Regions from separate parts of the Homo sapiens genome. Here region 2 is linked to region 1. Evidence: chromatin contacts called from ENCODE Hi-C or POLR2A ChIA-PET data. All regions are on one chromosome and are shown on one strand. The core of a region is the stretch at or near the end of the contact, and the rest is flanking DNA. Distances in the headings are between cores, read along the strand shown.

Region 1 (3,830 bases), core at 769-3,268:
AATTGTAGATAAGGCTGTTCCAGTAAAACTTTATTTAAAAAAAAAAAAAAAAAAAACAAGTGGAGGGCAGGAATTGGCCCATATGGGCTGTGGTTTGGTGACACCTGCTCTAGATCATTTCTATATTCTTACTGTAATTTTAGTTCCAGCTTCTTTTATGTAATGGAAAATTCTGGGTTTCTATACTCACAGACCCCTTGTTTGGGGAAGCAAAGTTCTCAGTAATGATATTCCTGATCCATGTCTGGCTTTAATCAGTAATTGAGCAGGACGTACAAGAGTGAGACTCACTACAGATGTGCACTGTGCAGATGTCTGCTGATAAGTTCTGTGTAGCAAAAATGCAGAACACTGGAATGTGGCTGGGGCTTTCTGTAAGGAAGCATCACACTTCATTGTTTATATTAGCTTTTCATATAGTATCTTTTATTTAAAATTTTTTGTGGGGGAGGGGCATATACAGATAGCTTTTATTCCTTAGGATAAATTCCTAGTAGTAGGATTACTGGATCAAAAACTATAATGCTTAACTGGGCGTGCTGGCTCACGCCTGTAATCCCAGCACTTTGGGAGGCCTAACTGGGCAGACTGCGTGAGCCCAGGAGTTTGAGACAGCTTGGGCAACATGGTGAAACCCTGTCTCTACAAATAATAATAATAATAATAATAATAATAATAATAAAAATTAGCCAGGCATGGTGGCGTGTGCCCCCACCATAGTCCCAGCTACTTAGGAGGCTGAGGTGGGAGGATTGCTTGAGCCTGGGAGGCAGAGGCTACAGTGAGCTGTGATTGTGTCACTGCACTCCAGCCTGGGCAACAAAAAAGGACACTGTCTTAAAAAAATAAACAAAAAGAACTATGACTCTTTTAGGGTTCTTTTTGTATATTGCTAGAAATACATGAAGTATATATTATTTTTAAAAACAGCTTTCTTCAGGCATAATTTACATACCATAAAGTCCTCCCATTGTAAGTATATAATGGTATTTTAGCCAATTTAGAGAGTTTGGCAGCCATTGTCAAAATTCAGTTTGAGTTCCATTATTTCAAGAAGATCCCCCATGTCCATTTGCAGCCAATTCCTGTTTTTAAATTTTGAATACATGAAACTATATTCATTGAATAAAAATATGAAGAAAAATTCAAACCTCAAATCTTTTTGTCCAGGGATTTCTGTTAATGTTTATTAAATTATATTTGTGGATATAAATAATGTATTCTTACGTTTTAGATTGGTAGTTCAAGATTTCAAGGTAGTAAGATGGGGGAAAGAAATAGTTTATTCCCATTTAAAATGTTTTTTTACTTTTTTGGTACTTTGAAAGGTGTGACCTTCGTACAGATCCTACAGATCAGGCAGAAAACAGATCAAAGATTACTGTTAAAATGCTTTTCTTTTTTTTTTTTTAATTTCAGTTTATCATGCAATCTACTTGGAAGAAATGATTGCCTCAGAAGTTGCTCGAAAACTTGCGCTGGTGTTTAATATCCCTCTCCACCAAATTAATCAGGTTTACAGACAGGGTCCCACCGGTATTCACATTCTTGTTAGTGATCAGGTAAATCAAATCATTTGTTTTTCCTTTTCAGACTGGTATTTACTTTTATACATGTAATTGTAGAACTGTAGAAAAATTCTGTGACCTCTTTTGAAAATACTTATGAGAATCATTTTCAGAGAGTTGGGAATCACTTTGGAAGAACTTATAACCAAGAGTTTCAGGCATCCTAGTGATAATATGGAATACAAGCCAAGGAAAACTGGCTTAGCCTCCCCCCAGCCCTTTAGGATGCAGCCAATCACTGGGGCACTCTAGGGATAGTGGCAGGCTTTGGCCCTTTTTATGAGGTGAGTCACTGGATGTGTTTTCCTTTTGTCTATTATTTGATGACTAATTTAAAAAAACATGTAAGATATATAATTTTTCCCCTAGTGATTGGTGGCAAGTAATAATAGAAGAGCACTTTATGCAATTTTTGTTCGAGTCATCATCCACTGGAGCCGGCAGGGAATGTGCCCCTGTGGGTCACATGGGTGACTGACCAGGTCTCTCAGGGACCATTATGGACAGGCATAGTGAACACAAGGCAGTGCAGCACGTGTGCATCTTTGCTGCCTCACACTGCCTTCATGAATTATCGTTTTGGCCATTGAGTCCTGTGTTTGTTTGAGAAGAATATTTACTGTTTTAAAATCATTTTAAGAAACGACAGTTGGATCTTAATTGTACTTACGCATTTACTTTATCCTTCCAGATGGTTCAGAATTTTCAAGATGAGAGTTGTTTTTTATTCTCCACAGTAAAAGGTACTTTGCATGTGTGTGTGTCTTAAAATGCTGGAATCATGAGAGATGGTGTGTGCCTCTAATTAGTGCCTCTCGTGTTTATTCTTTAAAATGATTGCTTTACTCATTTTAAGAAGAAAGTTTGATAAATGAGAATATTTCTAGTGGTTGTAACAGAAATTAGCATATAAGGAAGAGGAGTCAGTCTTTCTAGATGACTGGAAAAAAAAATCTCAATTCATTCAGCCAACGTCTTACTGAGCACTTTGTGTCAGACACCGTGCTTCTGTCGCTCAGTGGATCTATTGAATAAAACAGAATCCATGAAACTCCTATTGGGGAAAGCAAACCAAAATTGGCCAAGAGATACACAAAATTCCCAATATGTTAAGTTCCATGAAGGAACAGGAAAGTGTGGGGGTACTTATGGATAAGGGAGATCTGGGTTGAGGGGAATATGAAACTGTAAGGCAAGGCTTCTCTGAGGAGGTGTTATTAATCCTGAGACTTGAAGAATGAGAAGAAGCGGGAGCTGGCCATTGGATTAGCATCCCCAGGCAACGTGGGGCTGTGTGCAAAGAAAACACCTGGCTTCTTGGAAAGCCTGGCAGTGGGCCATGTAGGTGCCATGCAGTGTGTGAGGGTGAGCGGATCAGGGCAAATCAAAGCAGGAGGCCGGGTCTGGCATGCGGGGACCGGATGATGATGGTAGTTCGGATTTACTTGAAATGCATTGGGTTGTCACTGAAGTTGTTTAAACAAAGGAGTAGTAATGTGACTAGATTTTTCTTTCACTTTCACAACTCTGTGGAGACAGATGAGAAGGTGGCAAAACGAGGCAGGAGATATCCAGGTGAAAGGTGATGGTATCTTACACGTTTATAGACAGGGTCCCAGTGGGCTCCACTTTTGAGGGAGGAATAGTTCTGACACCTTATTTTCTGTGGAAAGTAACTGGGCAGATGGTGATCTCATTGAAGAGGTAAGTATGGTTGGGGTAAATCAACCAAGAGTTTGATTTTGGATATGTAGAAATGTCAAGTAGGCAGTTGACTATTACCAGTCTGGGGCTCAGAGAAGAGGCCTGGGCTTGAGATGTAAATTTGGAAACCTTCAGCATATCAGCAGTGACTCAAAGCTGTAGAAGTTGTTAAGGTCATTTAGGGAGAGAATATGAAAAGAGCCAGGACCAGGCTTAGGTGGCTCCAACATTAAAGAGGAGGGATTCCTAAATGTAAAATTATTTGAGAAGAGATCATACATTCATAGACTGTTTTAAAAGTCAGGTGAGCTAAGATCCAAATCCGGTCTTAGCACAAAAGCTGCCCCTAGAAGAGGGAGATGTCATGTGTGTCAGGTGTCCCCAGACTACTGAAATACTGATTTTATTTTGCGCCTCACATGTTGCGTATGCCATCAGGTTACCTGCAAGGCTGAGTTTTAACTCTGAACTGGTTCACTCTTTCAGAAACATCTTTAGCCTAGTACCCTTCTGCTCAGTCTTTTGTTTTCACAGCAGTACAGTTTTTACCTTGCATAA
Region 2 (3,830 bases), core at 834-3,333, 440 kb after region 1:
GGTCTGCTGCATAGTAGCCCCAAAAAGGGAGGGAAAACACGAAGAGCAGATCCGAGATGGCAAGGTTGAGCAGGTACACATCAGTCATGGACCTGAGCCGCTTGTATTTGAACAGGACCAGAACCACCACAGAATTTCCAAGCAGACCAAATACAAAAACCAAGGAATACAGTGGGGGCAGGAAGAGCTCCCCAAATGCCTTGATGCCTTCTTTGGTGCAAGGCTTGGGGATACTTTCATACAGATAGTAATTGCTGTATATGCTTTCATCGAGGGTGGTGTCTGCTATATCCGTGGGGTTCATTTTTTAACTCTACAGGCTCCTCAAGGCAGGTCTGGGCCCAACCAGAAGCAGCTAATGAGGGGAAGAGCAAAGGAGATTTCTGTGAGAACAAAAATAAACCAAAGTATTGCTAAATGCAGAGCATGGCTGCGTACTGTTTTGCTCCAGGTCTGTATATGCCTTTCCCAAGATGAAGGGCTCGATTACTCACAGGGCCCTGCAGCCAGACGAAATAATTTTGGGCTTTGGAGGCAGAAAGATTTGTTTCAGATTCCAGCTTGGGCACTCACTAATTTTCTTACCTCTCTGCCAGGAGCTTCAGTTCTCTCATTTGTAAGTGAGGATCGTAAAACCCCCTTTCAAGCAGGTGTTCTTTGAGGATGTGTTTCAAAAAGATATTTCATAGTCTGGGGTTACTGAAATCACTTTCAGGGATGACAAAATCAGTTGAACAATTCTCAATTGGGTGTATTTTATATGATCATGATCATCATCAAACTGCACGTAAAAATCAATTCTACGCACAGAATCCTATTAGAGTGGGAATTCACCTGATGGATCTAGAAAACACACATCACAGCCAGAAATAAAACCTCTACCTCCCCAACCACCTTCACTTCCTATCTAAATTGGCAGATAAAGAGGTTGAAATCTTCTTAAAATTAATCACATGCTGACATGTGTATCAGAGCAATTCAGGGCTGAAGGGCTTTCCGACTCAAGGCCACTCCCTTGCTTCCTTCTTGAGGCTTTTGTGGGACCCTCACATTCCTTGTTAAAATCCTTTTCACATTCGTCAGTAAATTCACATTCGATCTCTCCCCACACCCCCACCACCACACACCCAATGCCCAAACTGTGTTTCTCAAGAAAGGGCTTTTGAAGCCAGGTGTGCAGTGGCCCACGCCTATAATCCCAGCACGTCGGGAGGCCGAGGAGGGAGGATCACTTGAGCCAAGGAGCTCCATGCCAGCGTGAGCAACATAAGGAGACCCTGTCTCTACAAAAAATTGTTTTAAAAGTTAGCTGGGTGTGGTGGTACGTGCTGATAGTACCAGCTACTCAGGAGGCTGAGGCAGGAGGATCCCTTGAGCCCAGGAGTTCAAGGCGCAGTGAGCTATGATGGCACCATTGCACTTCAACCTGGGCAGCAGAGTGAAATCCTGTCTCAAAAAAAATAAAAAATAAAAAGGAAAGAAAAGAAAAAGAAAAAAAGAAAGAAAAAAGATTTTGGTTTACTCATGCAAATAGATACTGAACACCTGTTACATCACAGAGTCTCCAAAAAAGTTTGTTGAATGACTAACAATTCTAGTCTTTCTCCACCATTTTACCAGTGAAAATGAAAGGCATAAACAAGGCTGAGGAGTTAGGAAATTATCAGGAGAACAAAAAGCCAGGAGACACAGCTGGTAAGTGTCTGGAATTATTCTGTAGGCCTTGCGTGTGTGGTATTTCTTGCCTGGGAGTCTTGCTAGAAGCAAGAAGCAGACAAGTGTATATTTTTTATGAAAATGATCTATTTATTTGGGGCATGTGGACTCAGGCCAGATGTGTGCAGGAAGAGAGTCCTGCATAAATTAGTGCCCATCAGATGAGGGCTCAGAGGGTGTGGGGACAGGTAGAAGGTGTGTGGGCTGCAAGGTAGGTGCCAAGTGTAAGCCCTAGACTCGTGAGGGGCCTGAGCATCTCAGCCAGGTCCAGAAAGCAGTGTGCGACCCAAGACCCTGGGAATGTCCCCGTCCCTGCTTACCTTGCTTTTCTGAAAGCGGCTCTGAGGAAGGTCTGTGAGGCAATGCCAGGCTTGCTCAGGAAGCACGATGCTAAGAAGGACCCGGTGCCTTTCAAGGGTGCGTGGCTTCCTGTGAGCACGAGTTATCTCCCTCACCCAACTGTACTAAGTTCAAGTGGGGTTTTTTGATAGAAGTAGGAAGCAGAAAATGATTCTTAGTCATTTCCCAAGACCGAAGGCCAAGAAGATGTGCCAAAAAAAGATTAAGAAAAAAAATGAAGTCATTTTCTTTTTAAAAAAGATTTTTAGTTTTTTTAAAAATACAAAAATGTATTTGTTGGTTTTTAAAAAAGAGATTTTTTTAAAGAAACAGGGTCTCACTCTGTCACCCAGACTGGTGTTCAGTGGTGCAATCATAGCTCACCGTAACCTTGAACTCCTGGGCTCAAGTGATCCTCCTGCCTTAGTCTCCCAAGTAGCTGAGACTAGAGGTGCAAGCCACCATGACTGACTAATTTTAATTTTTGGGGAGATAGGGGTCTTGCTATATTGCCCAGGCTCATCTTGAACTACTGGCCTCAAGCAATCCTCCCACCTCAGCTTCCTAAAGCACTGGGATTACAGGAATCAGCCACTCCTTTTTCGCTTTTTAGTTTAAAAAAAAAAATTCCATTTAACTGGCCATATGCGGTAGCAATGATCTCTACATTTTGGATCAGCAACCTGTTTGCTAGTTTCTCATCATGGATATGCAGGGGCCAGCAATCAAGATGTGCAATGTTCTCCTGACAACTGGGATCTGAGAGGCCAGGGTGAGAAGGAAGGCCAGAGATAGTCAAGAAAAAGGATATTCAAGAAGAGAGAAGAGAAAAATTTGTCCAAATGTATGTGTCTGTGAGTGACTTGGAAGGCATCAGCCAACCACATTCTTTGATTCAATAGTTGACATGGCCTCAAACCAGTGTGAAGTGGCCTGGCAACATAGCTTCAAGTCCTTTTGAGTCAGGAAGACCCCTCACCCAAGCGCCTTCTGCTTGGGGATTGCGGAGCTTCATTGGCAGTGGTCTTGGCTGAGGTCTTGATCTTCACTTTGGATGTGGGTAGCAGTCATAAGCGAGGGGCTGACATGAGCCCTAAGTCTCTCATAGCCTCAGCTTTTTGGCAACTTCCAGATGCTTTCCCTGTGTTTCAACTGTTGCTTAGCTCTTTGATTCAGCTTAAAAGAGCCATAAAGATCATTCTTTCTAAGGAATTGGCATAAATAGAAATTAAAACACTGAGCTAGAATGGTGTTAGGGAACCCCTTCTTTTTTTTCATTATCACTTGCCCCAAGGAGTCTTTTGAGACTTTTTTTCCTAACACTCCCTCATAAAATTTTAATGCTACAAACATACCATATATCTATTTATACAGTGTATGTATATCTGTGCTTTATACATAAAATGAGTATGAAATTTTTCTCCCTCCAAGAGCCAAGTTTTATCTTGGGGGCAATATTGCCTCTACTGAGAATGCACGAGTTAGAGTAGAGAGTAGAGGCACTCAACTCAGGCTCCTTGCCTCCTTGAGGCATACAGCAATATCTGGAGACATTTTAGCTTGGGGTGGGAGGGAGTTACTACTGGCTTTTTTTTTTTTTTTTTGAGAAGGAGTCTTGCTCTGTCACCAGGCTGGAGTGCAGTGGCATGATCTCAGCTCACTGCAACCTCCGCCTCCCGGGTTCAAGCAACTCCCCTGCCTCAGCCTCCCAAGTAGCTGGGACTACAGGCACGCGCCACCATGTCCGGCTAATTTTTTGTATTTCAGTAGAGACG

Evidence for each region. Hi-C counts contacts between places; a loop is a spot of excess contacts on that map. ChIA-PET counts read pairs that join two places held with the same protein, here RNA polymerase II (POLR2A). Pooled maps may share reads with other maps.
Region 2: a loop to region 1 is called in a pooled map of right cardiac atrium, with 2.3 times the contacts of the local background. The contact joins the promoter of CCR4 here to the enhancer-like site in region 1. A Hi-C loop is called at or near these places in 1 of 50 pooled maps. POLR2A ChIA-PET finds 5 or more read pairs at or near these places in 2 of 52 experiments (WTC11 and activated T-cell).

The regions. Positions count from the first base shown.
Region 1 is chr3:33,391,044-33,394,873 of GRCh38, reverse strand. UBP1 (upstream binding protein 1) reads left to right here. Exons shown (of 16, transcript NM_014517.5): 14 at 1,420-1,562; 15 at 2,260-2,311. It also overlaps a transcript of FBXL2 not described here. Among named protein-coding and RNA genes, the nearest start is that of UBP1, 47 kb to the left of the region's middle. Within about 2 kb of position 2,018, at least 5 of the 41 ENCODE cell types and tissues checked have a DNase peak (open chromatin) inside an H3K27ac peak, as active enhancers do.
Region 2 is chr3:32,949,897-32,953,726 of GRCh38, reverse strand. It overlaps CCR4 (C-C motif chemokine receptor 4), which reads right to left and starts at 2,083. Exons shown (of 2, transcript NM_005508.5): 1 at 2,037-2,083; 2 at 1-355. The coding sequence starts at 304.